Regions from separate parts of the Homo sapiens genome. Here region 2 is linked to region 1. Evidence: chromatin loops called from intact Hi-C (ENCODE). Cell type or tissue: dorsolateral prefrontal cortex. All regions are shown on one strand. Each heading gives the region's core, and the rest is flanking DNA. Links, peaks and the distances in the headings are about the cores only. Region 1 has its middle 47 kb from the start of LINC02808. Region 2 overlaps FAF1 (Fas associated factor 1).

Region 1 (16,168 bases), core at 3,248-11,247:
TCTTTGATCCATCTTGAGTTGATTTTTGTATAGGGTGAGAGATGAGGATCTGGTTTCATTCTTCTACATATGGCTTGCCACTTATCCCAGCATCATTTTGTTGAATAGGGTGCCCTTTCCCTATTTTATGTTTTTGTTTGCTTTGTTGAAGATCAGTTGATTCTAAGTATTTGGCTTTATTTCTAGGTTCTCTTTTCTGCTCCATTGGTCTATGTGCCTATTTTTATACCAGTACCATGCTGTTTTGGTGACTATGGCCTTATACTATAGTTTGAAGTTGGGTAATGTGGTGCATCCAGATTAGTTCTTTTTGTTTAGTCTTGCTTTGGCTGTGCAGGTTCTTTTTTTGGTTCCATTTGAATTTTAGGATTTTTTTTCTAGTTCTGTGAAGAATAATGGTGGTATTTTGATGTGAATTGCAAAGAATTTACAGATTGCTTTTGGCAGTATGGTGATTTTCACAATTTCACACAAGCATGGGATGTGTTTCCAATTGTTTGTGTCATCTATGATTTCTTTCAGCACTGTTTTGTAGTTTTCCTTGTAGAGGTCTTTCACCTCCTTGGTTAAGTATATTCCTAAGTATTTTATTTTTATTTTTGCAGCTATTGTAACAGGGGTTGAGTTCTTGATTTGATTCTCAGCTTGGTCACTGTTGGTGTATAGCAGGGCTACTGATTTGTGTATATTAATTTTTTATCCTGCAACTTTGCTGAATTCATTCACCAGTTCTAGGAGCTTTTTGGATGAGTCTTTAGGGGTTTCTAGGTATATGATCATGTCATCAGCAAACGGTGACAGTTTGACTTCCTCTTTACCAATTTGGATATCCTTTATTTCTTTTTCTTGTCTGATTGCTGTGGCTAGGACTTCCAGTACTATGCTGAATAGAAGTGGTGAAAGTGGGAGTCCTTGTCTTGTTCCAGTTCTCAAGGGGAATGCTTTCAACTTTTCCCCATTCAGTATAATGTTGGCTGTAAGTTTGTCATAGATGGCTTTTATTGACTTAAGTTACATCCCTTCTATGCTGATTTTGCTGAGGGTTTTAATCATAGAGCAATGCTGGAATTTGTCAACTGGTTTTTCCGCATCTATTGAGAGGATCATGTGATTTTTGTTTTAAATTCTGCTTATGTGGTGTATCACATTTATTGACTCATTTATGTTAAACCATCCCTGCATCCCTGGTATAAAACCCATTTGATCATGGTGGATTATCTTTTTGATATGCTGTTGGATTCAGTTATTTAGTATTTTGTTGAGGAGTTTTGCACCTATATTCACTGGGGATATTGGTCAGTAGTTTTCGTTATGTGCTTTCCTAGTTTTAGTATTAGAGTGATACTGGCTTCATAGAATGATTTATGGAGGATTCCCTCTCTATCTTTTGAAATAGTGTCAATGGGTTTAGTACCAATTCTTCTTTGAATGTCTGATAGAATTCAGCTGTGAACCCATCTGGTCCTGGACTTTATTTTTGGCAGCTTTTAAATTGCCATTTCAATCTCACTGCTTGTTATTAATCTGTTCAGAGTTTCAATTTCTTCTTAGTTTAATCTAGGAGGGTTGTATATTTCCAGGAATTTATCCATCTCCTCTAGGTTTTCTAAAGGTGTTCATAGTAGCCTTGAATGATCTTTTGTATTTCTGCGGTATCGGTTGTAAATGTTTCCCATTTCATTTCTAATTGTGCTTATTTGGATCTTCTTCTTTTCTTGGTTAATCTTGCTAATAGCCTACACATTTTATTTATCTTTTCAAAGAACCAGCTTTTTGTTTCATTTATCTTTGTATTTGGTTTGTTTCAATTTTATTTAGTTCTGCTCTGATCTTGGTTATTTCCTTTTTTCTGCTGGGTTTGGGTTTGTTCTTGCTTCTCTAGCTCCTTGAGATGTGATCTTAGATTATCTATTTGTCACACCTTTCTATCTTTCTATTGCAGTTTCCTTTACCTAGAATGCTTTTTCCTTTCTATGTCTTGCAAATACCTTTTTGTCTTTCAAGACCCAGCTCAGGTGACGCCTCCTCCAGGGAGTCCTCTTGGCCTGCCAGGCTGAGTTAGTTCCTCTTTGGTGCTGCCACATTCTCTGTGTTCTCTATGGGAACACTGACTTTGACTTTCTGGTATTCTGTTTGACTGTTTAAGTATTCATGCATGTGCCAGGAATGCTTGAATAGGTACTCAGTGGATATTTGCCAGGTGAATGAAGAATCAACTCACTCATTTTAGTTCCTACTCATTGCTAGCTTGTGCTATTTCTCCACTTTTTTTTTTTTTTTTAACATTTCTAAGTTTATTCAGGACCATGTTGTTGGCTTCTAGGGGAAAGCAGTCTCTGTTTTCTTGAAAGTTGGTTTTTCCTGGATTAGAAGCTTCAGGAGGGCAGGAAAATTAGTGCACCCTCTCATCAATATATCCCAGCCTCTAGCCCAGGCCTGGCATGAAGTGGAGCTAGACACACATAGCTGAATAAATGGATGAATAATGAGTACTCTTTATGATGTGCTTATTAATTGTGCTGTGTTCTGTGGATGGGGAGATGAATATGGCAAACAGGCCATGTTTCTGTCCTCCAATTTGGTTTTCTCCAGAAGCCTACCTTGAGAGAAGGGCTCATGTGCAAATAGCTTATTCGACAGGGGATCCCAGGAAGCACTTCTCCAGGAGAGAGGGAAAAGAGACAGGGCAGGTAGTGAGCCAACAGAGGGTATGGTACAGAAACAAGTTGCCACTGTGAGTAGCTGGAGCTTCACCCTGCGGGGGGACTGTGAGCACTCCAGTGTAGAACTCATGCCTTAGAATGATTCCACCTGAGGGGTGAGGGAGCTGATGTATTGATACACCAACTTTTGTCAATCCGTGGTTAAGGGATGGCCCATGGGTAGGAAGAAGGGGCTCTGGTAGCCAGAGGAAGCTCTTAGGTAAAGTAACATAGATGATCGAAGTTGGAAGGTGAGTAGACAGGCTGAGGAATGGTAAATAAGGACAAGGGGATATGGGTGGGGTATGGACAGGGTCATCCAGTGAGTGAGAGTCTCATGAACATGCCATTGTTGTACAGCCATGCTCCAGATGAAAATTCCTACAGGGGCAAGGCAGATAATGTAAATGAGAGAAGTGCTTGGGGTGACAGCAGGTTCCTCTTGAAAAGTTGCACACAACTCTCCCCTTTGCCACTTTCTCTTACTCTGACAGAAAGTTACTACTAGTTTCCAGGGGGATAAGTTTGGGATATTTCTTTAACACTTTCCTGCCATTGCAGTTGTTGGACCCCTTGTGGAAGGGACTGTGATAAGTGGAGAATATATGCCCGGTGCAAATGGGACTGAGGAGGCTGCTTCTCAGCGTCAGCAGCTACGCAAGAATCTGAGATGCAGGATATGGGGCCAAATCCAATTTTTTAAAAGAGAAGTGGTAATCTGGATATTTATTTGAAATTTCCTTATTTTAAATGTATTGAGTTGAGGGTGGGTGTCACGGATCATGCCTGTAACCCCAGCACTTTGGAAAGCTGAAATGGGAGGATGTCTTGAGGCCAAGAGTTTGAGACCAGCCTGGGCAACATAGGGAGACACATCATCACTTAAAGAAAAAAAGTATTGAGTTGAATACTTTCCCTCCGAAATTTATGTCTCCCTGGAACCTCAGAATATGACTTTATTTGAAAATAGTTTTTTTGCAGATGTGAGATGGAGTCATAGGGATTAGGGTGGGTCTTAATCCAATGTGTCTTTATCTAAGAAGAGAAAGCAAGAACAGAGACACAGAGGGAAGATGACCATGTGAAGACAGAGACAGAGATTGGAGTGATGCTGCCACCGCTGAGGAATGCCAAGTATTGCTGGCATCTACCAGAAGCTAGAAGAAGCAAGAAAGCATTTTCCCCTAGAGCCGTTGGCAGGAGCATACCTAACCGACACCTTGATTTCAGGCTCCTAGTCTCTAGAACTGTGAGAGGATAAATTTCTGTTACTTTAAGTCAGCCAGTTATGTTAGGCAGCTCTAGGCAACAGTTGGTAGTGACTTGTTTTTAAAAGCTGTGTGATGGCCTTCATAGTGAAGGAAAACACTACACATCTGAAGGCTGGCTGTGGTCCCTGAGTGGCCAGTGCACAACCTGTGGTGTACAGAGGGCAGGGGGCTCCAAGGAGGGAGCCCCTAATGGTGCCTGGGGCAAGCATGGAAGACTTCCCAGAGCAGGTGGACTGGAGGAATGTAGTCTTGAGTGTTCCCTGGGCTGACTGGAGGAAGGTGGACCCAAGGGAGTTTTGGAGAGCAGAGTTGACAGGACATGAAGGTTGATTGGCCACGGGGATGAGAACAAGAGAAGCACTGGGTCTGGCAGAGTTTTTGGGCTTGGTTGGCTGAGGGCATGGAGATGGCAAAGTCTGAGGAGGGGAGAAGGAAGTCAGCTCATTTGTTGACACTTTGGGTCAAAGGTTTCTGTGGGACATGCAAGTGGAGATGGAGAGGAGGCAGCTGGGCATGTGAGTCTGTGCTCAGGTGAAAGATTTGGGCTGAAGACAGAGATTTCAGGAATTGTCAGCAGGGAAAAAGAGGAGTCTACTGAGGAGTCAAAGGAGATGTGGGCAGAGAGATAGGAGGAAAACCTGGAGCGCTGGCATCAAAGGAGCATGGGAGGTTTTTAAGGAGGGAGGGTTGACACTGCTTCAGGCTGCTAAAGGGCTGCTTTGGTAAATAGAGAGGTTTCCTTTCATTGCTTGTTTGGAAAATTCACTAAGCCTCTTCAGAGAGGGTGAGAAACTTTCAAGAGGCGACAAGGGGCCTTTGTTTCAGAGGAGTAGGGTGGAGGTGGAAGCCAGGGGAGAGGAGAAGAGCATTTGGGCAGGAGGGGAGAAAGCGAAGACTGTGGCGGCGATCTGCTGGCGTGTGGAGCCAGCTTCACTTCTGGTGGGAAGCTGCCAGGAGAGAGGAACTGGTGGATGAAGAGGTGCATGGGCAGAGAGTAGCTTTGGGCCAGAGAAAGGACTCTGCTTTTCAGAGGGGCAGAAGGACAGGGGCAAGGATTGTGGAGGTTGCTGGCCACTGTTGAAAAGAAAGCTGCTAGGGGTTGTTTTGGGGCCACAGTTGGCTCTGTGAATCAGTCTGGGGTCACCCGCTAAGAGTGAGTGAGGGCCAAGGAAGGAGGGGATGCATCAGGAGAGAGGACCATACGGTCACCAGTGGACACAGCAGGGGCTGACCCAGGGCTCCTTGAAGGAGGTCCCGAAGCTCACTCTCCTTTGAAGTGTTCACCGTCCCATGCACACATTCTTCTTGAGGTACATGGTTGAGAGGTGCAAAGGCATTGTTCCCAAGTTATTGTTGTTAGCTGAAAAGGCCAACCTGTATTGGGACGTTGCATCCCTGTGAGGGACTCCAATGCTACGAAGCATGGCAGCAGATCTGATTTAACGCAGCAGGGCTGATTGAATATCTGCTGTGTCTCAGGCACTGGAACACCAATAATTTCTGTCACTCTATGAAATAACCCAGTGAGAATATTATCATTCTCCTTTTCCAGATAACAGAACTCCCTGCTTGGAGAATCCTGTGTGCCAGGCTGACCCTTTGCATTAATCGCATCATTTCATCTTCTCACCCTGCCTTGTTGAGGAAGAGAGGATCATTATTATTCTCGTTTTGCAGATGAAGAGGTTGCGGCAGAGGAGGATGTTTAAGTACTTGACCTAGGGGCACCCAGCTGCAATTGGAGGTCAGGCTTTGGAGACCAGGTGCAGCCTTCCTCCCATAGCAACATGCTCCCTCTCCTGGTGACATCTGTTTGGCATGCTCACTATCCAGATATTTGTCCCTGACAGGCCAGAAATTGGGCGTGTGAGACATGAGCAGGACCGGATCCTCTTCTCTTTGTCCACAACAGGGATGGTGAGCACGTCCAACAGACCTCCCACCTGCTCTTCGCTCTGACCTTTCATTCCCAAGAGTAAGCTGCTTGAGAGCAAAACATGGTGTCAGCCCTGGGCCTGGCATCAGGCTGCACTCAGCAGGTAAATGTGGCACATATTTTAGCAATTGGGATGAACAGGCACTTTCTGTCCCGTGCTGAGGTAGAGGGTGAGGTGGAAAGGGTCAAATGACCTGATTTTGAATCCTGGCCCTCGTATTGCATGGCTGTAGGTCCCTGTGCTGTCATGCAATCTTACTGGGCTTCAGTTCCCCATCTGAAATATGGGGGAAGATTTTTTCAACAGCACTCCACAAACCTGGAAACCAAGGGTCCTCCTCCATGTAGGGATTCAACAATATCATTATCACCATCGTCATCACCATCATCATCATCACCATCATCATCATCATCATAATCACCATCATCATTGCCACCACCATTATCACCATCACCATCACCATCATAACTGTCATCATTATCACCACCATCATCATCATCATCACCACCATCTTCATTGTCACCATCATCATCACCACCACCATCACCATCATCATCACCACCACCATCATCATCATCACCATCATCATCACCAACATCATTATACCATCACCATCATCGCCATCATCATCATTATCACTACCATCATCATCATCACCACCACCATCACCACCACCACCATCACCCCCACCATTACCATCATCATCATCACCATCATCACCATCACCATCATCACTATCATCATTATACCACCATCATCATCATCATCACCACCACCACCATCATCATCATCATCGTTGGCGTTTGTTGAATGTTAGCCATGTGCCAGGTGCTGTTCTGGAGCTTTACACGTGTTATCTCATTTCATCCTCACAACCTTGTGAGGTAGATAAGAAAAGCAAGGCACAGAGAAGTTAAATAACCCTGCCAGTAGGTGCTGGTGCCCATGCTGTGACTGAAGGCTGGCCACGCCACCTCCCATCCTGTTTCTTCAACTATGAAACGAGCTCCTGTACTCCATGACACAGTGAGTGCCCAGCACCTTGCACATAGTAACTGTCCATATGTGCGGGATCACTACGTTAGTAGTGCTTCCTCCCTTTATCGCCCCGAGTCTGTCTCCCGCGCCCTTCTTTTTTCTGCCATCTCTTTTTAGTGTATTTTCTGTCCCTTTATATTCTCTCCCAGTCTCCTACCTTCTCCCACCCCATTCCCAAGACCCTCTCGGTTTTCTCTGCCTGTCCTCTGCTGCCCCCGTGTGGTATAATATAGAAAGTCAGTTCCTCGCGTGCCCCACTTTATCCCGGCCGCCGCGCACCTGGGTTTAACGCTGGAGGTGAGCGCTGGTAGATACAGGTGTGGACCGCCCTATGCATCCATGGGGCCGGGGCTGTGGGTTTGGCGCCGAGCCCCTGACTTGACTCACTCTCTGGATTTATTTTTACCTTGTTCTTGGTGCGGGGGACAGAGGCCTGGCTGCAGCCTCAGTTCCGAGTTAACAGCGGGTACTGACGTGCTCTTTCCTGAGCCTCAGCGCCAAAGGAGGGCTTTGGCCTGGGTGCAGGACCTCCTTTTTTGCCTCTAGAATTCAGCGAGATTTGAACTCTCAAGCCTTGTGCAGTTGACCCTACAGACGCCTCCCCTCATATGGTAACCGAGGGTTAAAATGCGTTCACAGAGGATTGTATTCACCTTCATGTCACAATGCCAATGAAAGACAGCCTTGGGATGTGAGCCCAATCTTCAAGTTCTTTCACATCACCCAGCCGCTTTTCAGAGCTTAATTATCCTCCCGTCAGAAGCCTGATGAACATCCTATTTCTAAACTGTTTTATATGGTTTCACAACATTTAGTTCTTTTATGTGCTTAAATATATTTTAAAATTGCACAAGCAATGCATGTCATTGTAGAAGATTAGAAAACATAGCAAAGGACTTCCAGTTGATGATGACAGGTTGGACATGTGGTTTTTCCTGAAACTCTACTAAAATGACAGCAAAGAGATTTTATTAAAATATTCAAACCCACAAGGACAAAGAGAACAACAGCGAAGACAGTAGCATTAAAATCTTCTTCTAGCTGTATTAAGGTATAATTGACAAAAATTGTATATATTTAAGGTGTACAACATGATGTTTTGATATAGGCATACATTGTGAAATGATTCCACAACCAAGCTAATTAACGTATCTGTCACCTCATACAGTTACCTTTTTTTTTTTTTTCTTTTTTGGTGTAGTGAGAATACTTAAGTCTTACCCTCCTAGCAAATTTCAAGCAGCATTTTGGAAGCTGGAGCAGAGAGCAACATTTGACGCAACAGACCTCAGAAAGCTGCATCTTACACCCTAACAGGTCTACATGAGCAACTGGGTTTACACTGGGAACCCCCAGAATACTCAGGCACTTCTAGAAGTAGGTTAGGCTAAAAACAGAAAGTAGTTAGAGCCCTTGATTCTTCTTCCTGCAGTCAGATGACACTCTCCCCCTATAATCCAGAAGACTAGAGGTTTATTTAGAGAGGATAAAACAGAGGGTCTGTGGCCTGGGAGGGGAGGTGCTTGGGAGTGGGAACCCTGTACTGAACACAGATTAGGTGAATGTTTATGTCCTGCATGTTCAGCACAGCACCCTTTTGCTGCCTCACTGGGCTCCTAGCACCTCCTTCCAGGCAGGAGACTGGAAGATGGTACTGAGTTGGTGTGGGGAGACACCCAATGAAATGGCCCAGTCAGAACACCCCGACTCCAGGGCTGCCTACTGTCAACAAACCAGACCCATGTGCACACAGTACCTGACCAGCTTTTAAATTTTCTCTTTTAAAAAATTTTTCTCCCTAAATTTCAGACAGGGAAAAAATTATAAGAATTCCTATCTACTTTTCACACCAGATTCCCCTAATATGTGCATTTTAAAAAATATAAGGATGCCCCTTTATCCCTTTACATGCTTTTAAACTTTGAAATGGGTTTTAGGCTGGGCGCTGTGGCTTATGCCTGTAATCCCAGTACTTTGGGAGGTCAAGATAGGAGGATGGTTTGAGCTGAGAGTTCAAGACCAGCCTGGGCAACATGGTGAAACCCCTTCCCTACAAAAAAAAAAAAAAAATTAGCCAGGTGTGGAGATGGGCACCTGGAGTCCCAGCTACTTGGGAGGCTGAGGTGGGAGGATTGCTTGATTCCAGGAGGCAGAGGTTGCTGTGAGGCAAGATCATGCTACTTGCACTTCAGCCTGGATGACAGAGTCAGACTCTGTTAAAGAAAGAGAAAAGAAAGAAAGAAAGAAAGAAAGAAAGAAAGAAAGAAAGAAAGAAAGAAAGAAAGAAAGAAAGAAAGAAAGGGAGAAGGAAAGAGAGAGAAAGAAAGATGGAGGGAAGGGAAGCGAAGGGAAGGGAAGGAGGGAGGGAGGGAGGAAGGAAGGAAGGAGAAGGGAAGGGAAGGGAAAGAAGGAAGGAAGGAAGGGACTTTGATTCAGGGCTATTATTTTATGTAACGAACTTATTTAGGTTTTGCCAACTGTGCCTATAATGTCCTTTAGAGCAGAAAAATTCCAGATTTTGTACTGCATTTAGTTGTCATGTCTCTTTAGCCTCTTTTAATCTGTAGCAGTTCCTTAGTTTTTCTTTGCCTTCATGACATTAACATTTTTTTCAAGAGTATAGGACACGTATTTTGCAGGATGTCTCTCAGTTTGAATTTGTTTAATGTTTCCTACAAGCTACATTTAGGTCGTGCACTGTTGGCAGGAACATCACAGAAGTGATGCTGTGTTTTTCTCAGTGCATCATATCAGGAGGCACATGGTATCTATTACTGTTGCTGGTGATGTTAACTTTAATCACATGTTTAAGGAGGTGCCTGCCAGGTTTCTCCAGTGTAGTTATTGTTTTTCATTTTGTAATTAATAAGCACCTATCTCTTACTAGTTTTAGCATCACTGATGATTCTTGCTTGAATCAATTGTTATAATGATGCTATCTGGTGGTAATTTTCTAATTCCACTATTTTTTCTATATTTATCAGTTTGTTTTCAACTATCAGGAAGAGCTTTCCCTTGTGTAGTGAATTCTTAGAAATTATGTTGCCCTGCATTTTTTTTTTTTTTTTTGAGACAGAGTCTCTCTCACCCAGGCTGGAGTGCAGTGATGTGATCTTGGCTCACTGCAACCTCCACCTGCTGGGTTCAAGCAATTCTCCTGCCTCAGCCTCCCAAGTAGCTGGAATTACAGGCATGTGCCTGTAATTTTTGTTGGTTTATTTGCTTTTTAGAATGTGAGGTTTTCATTTATTCACTTATTTATTTATTTACTTTTTAAAATTTTATTTTAAGTTCTAGAATACATGTGCAGAACGTGCAGGTTTGTTACATAGGTAAACGTGTGACATGGTGATTTGCTGCACCTACCAACCCATCACCTAGGTATTAAGCCCCACATGCATTAGCTATTTGTCCTGATGCTCTCCCTCCCCTCGCCTCACTGAGAGGCCCCAGTGTGTGTTGTGTCCTTCCCTGTGTCTCTGTGTTCTCATTGTTCAACTCTCACTCACGAGTGAGAACACGTGGTGTTTGGTTTTCTGCTCCTGTATTAGTTTGCTGAGGATGATGGCGTCTAGCTTCATCCATGTCCCTGCAAAGGACATGATCTCATCCCTTTTTGGCTGCATAGTATTCCATGGTGTATATGTGCCTTATCCAGTCTATCATTGATGGGCATTTGGTTCCATGTCTTTGCTATTGTGAATAGTGCTGCAATAAACATACGTGTGCATGTATCTTTATAACAGAATGATATATATTCCTTTGGGTATATGTCCAGTAATGGGGTTGCTGGGTCAAATGGTATTTCTGGTTCTAGATCCTTGAGGAATCACCACACTGTCTTCCACAATGGTTGAACTAATTTACATTCCCACCAACAGTGTAAAAGTGTTCCTATTTCTCCACAGACTTGCCGGCATATGTTGTTTCTTGACTTTTTAATAATTACCATTCTGACTAGCAGGGGATGATATTTCATTGTGGTTTTGATTTGAATTTCTCTAATGATCAGTGATGTTGAGCTTTTTAAAATACGTTTGTTGGCTGCATAAATGTCTTCTTTTGAGAAGTGTCTTTTCATGTCCTTTGCCCACTTTTTGAAGGGATTGCTTTTCTTTTTTCTTCTAAATTTGTTTAAGTTCATTGTAAATTCTGGATATTAGACCTTTGTCAGATGGGTAGATTGCAAAAATTTTCTCCCATTTTGTAGGTTGCCTGTGCACTCTGATGATAGTTTCTTTTGCTGTGCAGAAGCTGTTTAGTTTAATTAGATCCCATTTGTTAATTTTAGCTTTTGTTGCAATTGTTTTTGGTGATTTCATCATAAAGTCTTTGCCCATGCTTATGTACTGAATAGTATTATCTAGATTTTCTTCTAGAGTTTTTACAGTTTTGAGTTTTACATTTAAGTCTTTAATCCATCTTGAGTTAATTTTTGTATAAGGTGTAAGGAAGGGATCCAATTTGTTTTCTGCATATGGCTAGCCAGTTTTCTCAGCACCATTTATTAAATAGGTAATCCTTTTCAATTGCTGATTTTTGTCAGGTTTGTCGAAGATCAGGTAGTTGTAGATGTGTGGTCTTATTTCTGAGGTCTCTATTCTGTTTCATTGGTCTATGTGTCTGTTTTGGTACCAGTACCGTGTTGTTTTGGTTACTGTAGCCTTATAGTATAGTTTGAAGTCAGGTAGTGTGATGCCTCCAGTTTTGTTCTTTTTGCTTAGGATTGTCTTGGCTATATGGGCCCTTTTTTGGTTCCATATGAATTTTAAAGTAGTTTTTTCTAATTCTGTGAAGAGTGTCAGTGGTAGTTTGATGGGAATAGCATTGAATCTGTAAATTACTTTGGGCAGTATGTTTATTTCCATGACATTGATTCTTCCTATCCATGAGAATGAAATGTTTTTTCATTTGTTTGTGTCCTCTATTATTTCCTTGAGTAGTGGTTTGTAGTTCTCCTTGAAGAGGTCCTTCACATCCCTTGTTAGCTGTATTCCTAGGTGGCATTTTATTCTCTTTGTAGCAATTGTGAATGGGAGTTCATTCATGATTTGGCTCTCTGCTTGTCTATTGTTGGTGTATAGGAATGCTTGTGATTTTTGCACCTTGATTTCGTATCCTGAGAATTTGCTGAAGTTGCTTATCAGCTTAAGGAGCTTTTGAGCTGAGACTATGGGGTTTTCTAGATATAGAATCATGTCATCTGCAAACAGGGACAATTTGACTTCCTCTCTTCCTATTTGAATACCCTTTATTTCTTTCTCTTGCCTGATTGCCCTGGACAGAACTTGCAATACTATGTTGAATAGGACTTGTGAGAGACAGCATCCTTATCTTGTGCTGGTTTTCAAAGGGAATGCTTCCAGCTTTTGCCCATTCAGTATGATATTTGTTGTGGGTTTGTCAAAAATAGCTCTTATTACTTTGAGACATGTTCCATCAATACCTAGTTTATTGAGAGTTTTTAACATGAAGGGATGTTGAATTTTATCAAAGGCCTTTTCTGCATCTATTGAGATAATCATGTGGTTTTTGTCATTGGTTCTGTTTATATAATGGATTGCATTTATTGATTTGCATATGTTGAACCAGAGTTGCATCCCAGGGATGAAGCTGACTTGATCATTGTGGATAAGCTTTTTGATGTGCTGCTGGATTCAGTTTTCCAGTTTTTATTGAGGATTTTCTTATCAATGTTCATCAGGGATATTGGCCTGAAGTCTTCTTTTTTTGTTGTGTCTCTACCAGGTTTTGGTATCAGGATGATGCTGGCTTCATCAAATGAGTTAGGGAGGAGTCCCTCCTTTTCAATTGTTTGGAATAGTTTCAGAAGAAATGGTATGAACTCCTCTTTGTACCTCTGATAGAATTTGGCTGTGAAACCATCTGGTCCTGGGCTTTTTTTGGCTGGTAAGCCATTTGTTACTGCCTCAACTTCAGAACCTGTTATTGGTCTATTCAAGGATTTGACTTCTTCCTGGTTTAGTCTTGGGAGGGTGTATGTGTCCAGGAATTTATCAATTTCTTCTAGATTTTCTAGTTTATAGTAGGACACCTCTGCATAGAGGTGTTTATAGTATTCTCTGATGGTAGTTTATATTTCTGTGGCGTCAGTGGTGATATCCCCTTTATCATTTTTTATTGTGTCTATTTGATTCCTCTCTCTTTTCTTCATTAGTCTACCTATTTTACTATTTTTTTTTTCAAAAAACCAACTCCTGGATTCATTGATTTTTTTGAAGGATTTTTCATGTCTCTGTCTCCTTCAGCTCCAGTCTGATCTTAGTTATTTCTTGTCTTCTGCTAGGTTTTGGATTTGTTTGCTCTTGCTTCTCTTGTTCTTTCAGTTGTGATGTTACAGTGTCGATCTGAGATCTTTCTAGCTTTCCGATGTGGTTATTTAGTGCTATAAATTTCCCTCTTAACACCGCTTTAGCTGCGTCCCAGAGATTCTGGTACATTGTCTCTTTGTTCTCATTGGTTTCAAAGAACTTCTTGATGTCTGCCTTAATTTCATTATTTCTCCAGGAGTCACTCAGGAGCAGGTTGTTCAGTTTCCATGTAGTTGTGAGGTTTTGAGTGAGTTTCTTAATCTTGAGTTCTACTTTGATTGCACTGTGGTCTGAGAGATTGTTTGTTATGATTTCAATGCTTTTGCATTTGCTGAGGAGTGTTTTACTTCCAATTCTGTGATTGATTTTAGAATAAGTGTCATGTGGCACTGAGAAGAATGTATATTCTGTTGTTTTGGAGTGGAGAGTTCTGTAGATATCTATCAGGTCCACTTGATCCAGAGCTGAGTTCAAGTTCCAAATATCTTTGTTAGTTTTCTATCTCATTGATCTGTTTAACATCGACAGTGGGGTGTTAAAGTCTCCCACTATTATTGTATGGGAGTCTAAGTCTCTTTGTAGGTCTCTAATGACTTGTTTTATGAATCTAGGTGCTCCTATATTGGGTACATATGTATTTAGGATAGTTAGCTCTTCTTGTTGAATTGATCCCTTTACCATTATGTAATGCCTTTCTTTTGTCTTTTTTGATTTTTGTTGGTTTAAAGTCTGTTTTGTTAGAAACTAGGATTGCAACACCTGCTTTTTTCTGCTTTCCATTTTCTTGGTAAATTTGCCTCCATCCTTTTATTTTGAGCCTCTGTGTGTCTTTGCACGTGAGATGAGTCTCTTGAATACAGCACACTGATGGGTTTTGACTCTTTATCTAATTTGCCAGTCTGTGTCTTTTAATTGGGGCATTTAGCCTATTTACATTTAAGGTTAATATTGTTATGTGTGAATTTGATCCTGTCATCATGATGCTAGCTGGTGACTTTGCACACTAGTTGATGAAGATTCTTCAGAGTGTCATTGGTCTTTGTATTTCAGTGTGTTTTGCAGTGGCTAGTACTGGTTTTTCCTTTCCATGTTTAGTACTTCCTTCAGGATCTCTTGCAAGGCAGGCCTGGTGGTGATGAATTCCCTCAGTATTTGCTTGTCTGAAAAGGATTTTATTTCTCCTTCACTTATGAAGCTTAATTTGGTCAGATATGAAATTCTGGGTTGAAAATTCTTTTCTTTAAGAATGTTGTATATTGCCCCCCACCCCCACCCCACTCTTTTCTGGCTTGTAGGGTTTCTGCTGAGAGATTCACTGGTAGTCTAATGGGCTTCCCTTTGTAGGTGAGCTGGCTTTTCTCTCTGGCTGCCCTTAACATTTTTCCCTTCATTTTGACCTTGGAGAATCTGATGATTATGTGTCTTAGGGTTGATCTTCTCATGGAGTATCTTACTGGGGTTCTCTGTTTTTCCTGAATTTGAATGTTGGCCTGTCTTGCTAGGTTGGGGAAGTTCTCCTGGATGATATTCTGAAGTGTATTTTCCAACTTGGTTCCATTGTCCCCGTCTCTTTTAGGTACTTCAGTCAGTCGTAGGTTCAGTCTTTTTACACAGTCCCATAGTTCTTTGAGGTTTTGTTCATTTTTTTTGTTTGTTTTTCATTCTTTTTTCTCTAACCTTGTCTGCCTGCCTTATTTCAGCAAGCTGGTCTTCAAGCTCTGATTATCTTTCTTCTGCTTGATTGATTTGGCTATTGATACTTGTGTATGCTTCATGAAGTTCTCATGCTGTGTTTTTCAGCTCCATCAGGTCATTTATTGTCCTCTTTAAACTGGTTATTCTAGTTAGCAGCTCCTGTAACCTTTTTTTTTTTTTTTTGAGATGGAATCTCGCTCTGTTGCCCACACTGGAGTGCAGTGGCACCATCTCAGCTCACTGCAAGCTTCGCCTCCTGGGTTCACACCATTCTCCTGCCTCAGCCTCCTGAGTAGCTGGGACTACAGGTGCCCACCACCACGTCTGGCTAGTATTTTGTATTTTTTCTAGTAGAGACGGGGTTTCACCATGTTAGCCAGGATGGTGTTGATCTCCTGACCTCGTGATCTGCCTACCTCAGCCTCCCAAAGTGCTGGGATTACAGGCGTGAGCCACCATGCCCAGCCTCCTGTAACCTTTTATCATGGTTCTTAGCTTCTTTGCATTGGGTTAGAACATGCTCCTTTACTTCAGTTAAATTGTTATTAAGCACCTTTGGAAGCCTACTTCTGTCAATTCATCCATCTCACCCTCCATTCAGTTCTGTGCCCTTGCTTGAGAGAGGTGTTGCAATGAGTTGGAGGAGAAGAGGCACTCTGACCTTTTGGGTTTTCAGCATTTTTTCACTGATTCTTTCTCATCTTCATGAGTTTGCTTGATTTTGATCTTTGAGGCTGCTGACGCTTGGATGAGGTTTTCATGGGGACTTTTTTTTGTTGATGCTGTTGTTGTTGCTTTCTGTTTGTTTTTCTTTCAATAGTCAAGTCCCTCTACTGTCTCTACTGTAGGGCTGCTGCAATTTGCTGGGGGTTCATTTCAGGCTGTATTCATCTGGGTCACTTCTGCACCTGGAGGTGTCACCCAAGGAGGATGGAGAACAGCAAAAATGGGTGCCTGCTCCTTCCTCTGGGATCTCTGACCTCGAGGGGCACCAACGTGATGCCAGTAGGAACATTCCTGTATAGGGTGTCTGGTGACCCCTGTTGGGTAGTCTCACTCAGTTGCAGGGTACAGGAACCAGGACCCATTTAACAAAGCACTTTGGCTGTCCCTTGGTGGAGGGGATGTGCTGTGCTGGGGGGAAACGCACTTGTCTAAGTTGCCTGGATTCCTCAGAGCTTGCAGGAGGAAAG
Region 2 (8,000 bases), core at 1-8,000, 240 kb before region 1:
TGTCTTTTAAAAGTATACTTTAATTTATTTAGCAAACTAATTCAAATCACTAATGACTATGTTTGCCTGACCTGAGTAGAGTATAGAAAAGTTAAAGTGAGATTTTTGTTTATAAATTTCCTGGCTATAGAAGCTAACTGTGGGGGTGTGGGGGAGTAAACAGGTGAAACGTGGTTTTGCAACATAAGTTGTTCTCTTTATTCTTTTCATGGTCTTAAAATATAGTTATATTTTGGGCAATCTAATGACTTAACTTTTTTTTTTTTTCCATAATTCAACTTCACCATGTTCCTGCATCCCCAAAATTAAAAGCTTGACAAGTCAGCCTGGTTGGTTTATGTTTCAGGTGGAGATGATGTCATTTTTAAAAGCTGGGAATCTTCAGGCGCAGTAGCTCACACCTGTAATCCCAGCACTTTGGGAAGCTAAGGTAGGAGGATTGCTTGAGCCCAGGAGTTCGAGACCAGTGTGGGCAACATAGCAAGACTCTACTAAAAATTTAAAAAAAGTTGGCCAGATGTGGTGGCATGTGCCTGTAGTATCAGCTGCTCAGGAGGCTGAAGTGGAAAAATTGTTGGAGCCTGGGAGGTAAAGGCTGTGGTGAGCTGTGATCAAGCCACTGCACTCCAGCCTGGGTGACAGAGTGAGACCTTGCCTCAAATAAATACTAGAGATGAAGTTAGTTCTGACTCAGTTTTGCTGTCTGTTAGGTCTGTGATCGACCCTGGGTGAAAATATGAGCCTCATTTTTCTTGTCTGTGAAATGGCGGTGTGGCAAGCTATGCCAGGTTCATTCTTACTAAGAGGGAATAACAAGGATTAGGCAGAATAGCATAAAATAGAACTAGCATGATCTATACTTTATTCACAAACCTAAAGCCTGGAAAATTATTGGCTTTATCAAAGCAGAAACTGTTCACCATTGGCTCTATCTCTAGCACTCAGCTGAGGTCTTGACACATTGTGGTTGTTCAGTAACTATTAGTTAAGTGAGTGGATAATGGTATTTTGCACTCTACTTATAGTACTGTCTGTCTGTTCCCCCAGAGTGATTTAGCAACATTCATACAGTCAAGCATAGATAGATATATTGGTTGATAGACAGATTCAGATACACATACTCTTGAATCTTCACAACAATCTTGTAACTTATAAGACTTTACAGAGGTGGAAATTAAGGCACTGAGAAGGTGAGAGAGTTGTCCAGAGTCATACAAGCTCTTAACCAGCAGAGCCAGGATTTCAAACCCTAGAAGAATGGCTTTGGAGTCCAAGTTCATAATTGCTCTGCTTTTATACCTCTGCAACGAAGTATAGTGACATCTACCTACCAAAGAAGTTACCTTACAATGACACATTTTTCCAGATACTTCGTTGTCAGTGATACAAATGATTTGAGAGATAGGGGGAGACATTTTGGGGTAGGACTTCTCCTTCTTCAGTAAGACACTACTTCTTCCCCTCCCCTCCTAGGACAGCAGGTCCCCTCATCCGTTGTACTCATTGAAGCAATGTTGCAGCCTCTCTTAGGATTACCATTTCCCTAGTGAACAGAACAGAAATGTCATACATGGTTATGGCCTGGGCAGACTTCCAAAGATGTAGGATGACAGAGTTTTGATCTCTAGGAATTTGGCTTTCCCCTCCTTTGGGTCCAGTTCCTGACCCACTCATGTAAAACCTTTGTCTATTGAGGTGCAAGGCGGGACTGAACTCCAGAGGCAGGGCTCAGGCACCTGACCAAATTGAGGACTAGCTAAAATAGGGACAGGGCAAAAGCAGCTTTCCATAAGACATGTCCACCATTGTGCCATGTCTGTTTACCATTACCATGGGAACACCCAGAAGTTACTGCCCCTTTCCATGTCAACAACTAAACAACCCAGAAGTTATCCCCCTTTTCCTAGAAATTTCTGCATAACCACCCCTTAATTTGCATGTAATTAAAAGCAGGTATAAATATGACTGCAGAACAGCCTTTGAGCTGCTACTCTGAGCACACTGCCTATGGGGGAGCCCTGCTCCGCAAGGAGCAGTAGCTTTGCTACTGTTGTACACTGCCACTTCAATAAAAGTTGCTGTCTTAACACCTCTGGTCCACCCTTGAATTCTTTTCTGGGCAAAGCCAAGAACCCTTCTGTGCTAAGCCCTAGTTTTGGGACTCGCCTGCCCTGCATCACTGTGACATCCACATTGCCTCTGTCTACTCAGTTCCCACCTGGGATTCTGGGTCTCCCCTTAGGAACTAGCTGAATAAATGAGGTTTATCTGGAAGATTTGTCCGAGTGTCACTGGATATGATTGACTACCAAAAGATACCAAGTGTTTTGGAGACAGAAAAATGTGAAATTGGGGAGGTCATATAGAAGGCTTTCAGAAAGAGATTGAGCTGAGTTTTGAAGAAGTTTTGTCACTTAAATTTTCCTCATATTATGTTCACATGCCTAAGAAATAGACAGATGGAAAAGAATGGTGAGGGAAACCCAGGCAAGAGTAATGGACTGAGCAGAAGCCTAAGAGTAGGCACATGCAAGGCACATTTTTGGATCATTGAGCAAAGAAACCTGTATACAAAAATAGTGGGAGGTAATGGCTGGAAAGGTGGGCAGGGTTATGGCCTTGAACATCAGACTGAAAAAGTTTTCAGGGTGAGAGAAAACATGAGAATCATCTAGTCCAATTTTTTCATCATACAGGTGATAAAACTTAGAGAAGAAAGTCGATCAAGGTCACAGAATGAATAAGAGGCAGATTTAGAGTTTTAACCCAGGTCCTTTGCTCTATATATAGTGTTTTTCCCAAGTATTTACACACCTGGAATCATACCACAGGCTGACTTATGGCAGAAAGGAGTCATACAAGGGCACCATGAAGCCTAAAGATGTAAAAGAACAATTTTTGCTTTGCTTTAATGGTGGCAACAGGAAAAAAAAAGGTGGCTTACAGGCTAGTTAAATGTTTTTAAGCTAAATGTTCTCAGGAGGCTTAACTGGTCCCTCAAAGTCATTGCAGCAGACAGAGATACCTTTTTAGTTTTTCATTTGTTTGTTTGTTTGTTTTTGTTGTTGTTATTTTTGCCTCCAATAGCCTGTTGTTCTTTCTCTCAATTTTGGTTTAGTTCCTCTCGCAGGAATTGAATGGGAAACCTGGAGCAAGTTCCACTTTTGGACATGGCTATGTAATGTATCCTTTCGAAATTCCCAGTCGTAAGCAGGTAATGAGTGATATAAGATATGGGCCCTTAGAAACCCTCACAGCTCAGCCAGGCGCGGTGGCTCACGCCTGTAATACCAGCACTTTGGGAGGCCGAGGTGGGCGGATCACCTGAGGTCAGAAGTCCGAGACCAGCCTGACCAACATGGAGAAACTCCGTCTCTACTAAAATACAAAAAAATTAGCCAGGTGTGGTGGCGCATCCCTATAATCCCAGCTACTCGGGAGGCTGAAGCAGGAGAATCGCTTGAACCTGGGAGGCGGAGGTTGTGGTGAGCTGAGATCGTGCCATTGCACTCCAGCCTGGGCAACAAGAGTGAAACTCCGTCTCAAAAAAAAAAAAAAAAAAAAAAAAAAAGCAACTCTCACAGCTACAATATATCTAAACAAAAATGCTCTCCACAGGTTGGCACTCACAAGAATGTTATGTGGGAAATGATAAGAAACCCTTCTCTCTTTATAATTTAAATTTGTTCACTTAGGAAGAAATTTTTCTTTAACATTGGTCGGCATCATTTGGATATCTTTGGTATGGAAAAGACTGAATAATATATTTGGTTGTTATATGTTTTAGAACATATACTAATACAGTTAAATTTAATTGACATAAGTTGATATAAAATACTTAAATGATACCAATTCTGTCATCTAGGCTTAGATTCTTAAAAATAATTGGGCATTGCAACTGAAAACACCTATATGATAATCCTTCTGGCAAGGACACAAAGATGAGGTGGTGTGTGATTTTTATTTTTTTAAAGTTGAAAATCTAGTCCACTATGCTACATATTTTTTCACTTATCTCTTTATTGCTGTCAACAAAGATATTATTCCCATTTCTCAGACAAGGAAACTGAGATGTTTTGAGATAAGCAGCTTTCCTGAGAAATGACATTAGTTATCAAAGCCTGGCTCCAAGGCCAGGTTATTTGGATCCAAGTGCCTGACATATAATAACTTAATATTTATTGAATAAGTTATCAACTCTGAGTAACTATATGGTTAGTATAACATTCAACAAATAGTTCTAAATTATCAAATAATATGAGGAAGAAAAGCAGAGTCAAGAGAAATCTGCACATATTCCAGATCTCTCTTTCCCCCTCACCCTTCTTACTGGTTATAGGCAATGTGTTTAATATGTTCTTTTCCCTCTTCTGCCCTCCACCAGAGGGTGCTCATAAGCAACTAAATGGCATAAAGCTGTAGTGATAGGAACTGTGAAAGAAGGGCTATTTTAATTCACAGTGTGGATTATTGGCCTCTGTGAAAAAAAAAAAAAGTTGACTTTGAAACAGAGTTCTTGATTGAGCTGAAATAACTTTGGTTTAAAGTTGCCTTACAAATAACATCTTGAGCACTTACTTACCTGAGGATAGTACTTTTTTATATAGGTAAAGTTGACCATTCTCTCTAAAAAGGTATGAGGGACTATGCCATTAGACAGTGTTAGGCTGGTCTGGGTTGTATTTCTTATTGTGTAACTTAATGCTCTTCAGAAGTATTTTAATGACGTAAAATACTTCAGAACCTCTTCTAGTGTACTCACTAAAATCAATAAGTAATGAAGTACAAGAATATTGATGTCTGTGTTTAGTTATAAAAGCATATCCATTTAGAAATTGTGCTAATTCTGTTACAGTGAGCAGCTCTTTATCTCGCTATGACATAATCTGGTTTTAGGGGATGAAATGCCCTAGAAGATTAAAAAAACAAACAAACAAAAAAACCTTTTATATTGAGCAACCTCTGTTTGATAGCCAAAATCTCAAGATAATGTTGGGACAGTATAAGGAAGCATAAAAGTGGGTAATTATAATGTGGAAAATAGCATCAGGTGATTCTCCTTGATTTTGAGAGTCCCACCAGATTAAATGAAAGAAACCAAAAAAGTAAGTCAGGAGCATTTAAAATTACTATATATATTTCCAAAAGCTTTTAAAAAGAAAATATGAGATAATTAAATCAAGATATTTGTTAGTATTTTACAATTAACTGTAACATCTTTAAAAAACACATAGCTGGCTGGGTGTGGTGGCTCACACCTGTAATCCCAGCACTTTGAGAGGCCAAAAGGGGGAGCCCAGGAGCTCAAGACCAGCCTGGGCAACATGATGAGACTCCATCTCTACAAAAAATAAGGAGACCCTCATTTCTACAAAAAATTAAAGAATTAGCTGGGCATGGCAGCATGCACCTGCAGACTCAGCCACACAGGAGGCTGAGGTGGGAGGATTGCTTGATGCTGGGAGATCGAGGTGGCAGTCGGCCGTGATTGTACCACTGCACTCCAGTCTGGGTAACAAAGCAAGACTGTCTCAAAAAACAAAAAAAGAAGAAAAAGAAAAACCGAGATTAGGAGTCAAGAAGAGAACATGCTTGTGCTATCATTAAGCAGATGTGAGACTTGGGACAAACACTTTACCTCTCTATACCTCAGTTTCTTTTCCTGTTAAGTGAGAGGATTAGACCCTTATCTTGTGAGGAGAAACTGCCTTTCATTTGGAATCTGTTGGGGATGGTGGGATCACTGATAGAAGTTTAAGAGAAGGCTGCTGATACCTTCTCTCTGGAAATTCTTATTACTAGCTTGGAATGGGGCAAGGGAGATGCTGAGTGGTGGAAGATATGGCAGTAGCACTTGACTCAGCTAAGGCTTCAAGATCTCCTGGTTGGGATACAAGCAACTGATGAATTCTGAGGACTCTTCCAAATCTAGTATCTTGTGTGTAAAATGAAGCCATGTATAGCAGCCATCCTTGTTTCTTCCAGCTCCGGTTGCTTACATGGTAGTGTTTGTGTTTATGTACATAGCAAAAAGCCTGAGAACTTGTAACTGTTGGTGTTTATTTCATTAAACTTTACCAACTTGCCAAATCAATTGAGGACTATAACGCAGCAAGGCCAGGCAGAGAACACAGTTTTTTGAGCTATTTACACAGGAGTTTTGTTGATAATTGATCTTGACCTGCACATGTCTTTTAATATTCTGTTGGTTCCAGAATATTATTAGTCACTTCCTTTTTAACAGTGTGCTTTTTTATGAGGTGACTAAACTGCTGTTTAACCCTGCTACAAGAATGTGGCAGTGGGCTAGTCCAGACAAGTGCATGTACACTTGGTAACTAGCATTCTTGATAAGCTTGCTTCAACCTGCCACAAATTAAAGCTCTGTGTGACTTTTCTAGCACATAAGTGACAAAAAAAATGGCTGGGGGAAGGGCAGAAGAAACCTCGGATTGTGAATAAAAATAAGCTTTTTAGAGTTGCGCTTTGGTTGGCAGTAAATGAAATTTTAGCCTCATGACTCAGTTCGGTTTAAAACTACCTCAGTAATCTATTTAGCTGAACAGTAAGCATCTGAAAATTTAAAAGGGGTATTCTAGAAGTCATCTTCAGGACTCCTTACTATAAAAAACCTTATCTACGTTGGAAATGTGATGTAATAGAAAACTCCATGGCTTTTGGAGTTAAATCTGGTTTGCCATCTGGTACCTGATTTATCTTGGACAGGTTACTCCACTACTCTAAGGTTGTTTTATGATTTGTACAATCACGATAGTCTTTAATTTACAGAGTTGTCATGTATGGTAGACATATGTTAAGCACTTACTATGTAGTTTCTGACTAATGGATGGTATCTAGGAGTAGCTGTTTTAATTAAGCCAAAGAAAGTAATTACTGGTTATCAGATAGTAAGACAAGATATCTTAGAGCCTTAATAGTTGTTCGATTGGATACTTTTTAAATGGTTGTGAGATAAAGTGCCTGAGTTTTAATTTTGGTTCACCAGTCAGTACCTGTTTGACTTTGGGCAACCTTCTTATTCTGTGTGAGATTTAGTAACCTCATCTCTAAAGTGGGGATTATAATCCTTACCTGGCAGAGTTATTGTGAGAATTAAGTGGGGTAGTGCGTGTAAAGCACTTTGTGTAATAACAATACATACTGAGCTCTTAATAGTAGCAGTTATTATACAACTGCTTTTTAAAATACGGAATGGTTTCATGGGTGTATGTATATATATGTCAAAAAGCAATACTTTAGGCTGGGTGAGGTGGCTCCTATCTGTAATCCCAGCATTTTGGGAAGCCGAGGCGGGCAGATCACTTGAGGTGAGGAGTTCAAGATCAGCCTGGGCAACATGATGAAACCCCATCTCTACAAAAATACAAAAATTAGCCGGACTTGGTGGCATGCACCTGTAGTCCCAGGTACTCAGGAGGCTGAGGCAGGAGAATCGTTTGAACCTGGGAGACGGAGGTTGCAGTGAGCTGAGATCACACCACTGCACTCCAGCCTGGGTGGCAGAGTGAGACTCTGTCTCAAAAAAAAAAAAAAAAAGCAATACTTTATATGAGGATATAAATGCATATATTAATAGCACTGAATACTGCCTTATTGAAGTATAATTGACCTGTAATAAACCATACATTTTTTAAGTGTACAGTTGGATACATCTTGACATACAAATACACAGATTAAAAAGATCATCAGTGCAGTGTAGTCAGTGCTAATATCCGGTAGCATTCCCAAATCTGGATGAAATTACATCAGTGTCTTGTGAGGACGATGACAAGCTTGAGATATGGTTTTTAAAAAATGTCTCATATTAATTGTTCTTCTTAAAACACAAGAGAATTGTATTTTACAAACTGAGTGAATAAAAGATAAAAACAGTAAAGCTGTAGTTTGAATCTCGTTCACTTGTGTTACTGGGTGTGTCACATGCAGAGCAAGGAGTCTGCAGGTGACATAACCAAATCTCCTTAGTGATGTATGAAGAT

What was found. Hi-C counts contacts between places; a loop is a spot of excess contacts. Peaks named below come from ENCODE experiments on the same cell type or tissue, not always from the same donor. Only the 100,000 strongest peaks of a DNase experiment are listed, where the experiment ranks them.
Region 2: a loop joins it to region 1, with 6 times the contacts of the local background. A loop is called at or near these places in 31 of 110 quality-filtered maps.

Annotation. Positions count from the first base shown.
Region 1 is chr1:50,359,629-50,375,796 of GRCh38, reverse strand. No RefSeq gene overlaps it. Among named protein-coding and RNA genes, the nearest start is that of LINC02808, 47 kb to the right of the region's middle. In dorsolateral prefrontal cortex, for the core only: CTCF peaks have their summits at 5,772 (motif pointing left), 6,952 and 7,163 (motif pointing left); a DNase peak (open chromatin) is centred at 7,216; H3K4me3 peaks cover 937 bases; H3K27me3 peaks cover 675 bases.
Region 2 is chr1:50,602,061-50,610,060 of GRCh38, reverse strand. All of the region lies in intron 8 of FAF1 (Fas associated factor 1), which reads left to right. Among named protein-coding and RNA genes, the nearest start is that of FAF1-AS1, 160 kb to the right of the region's middle. RefSeq lists an enhancer at 5,516-6,715. In dorsolateral prefrontal cortex, for the core only: a CTCF peak has its summit at 4,384 (motif pointing right); no DNase peak of the experiment used is centred there.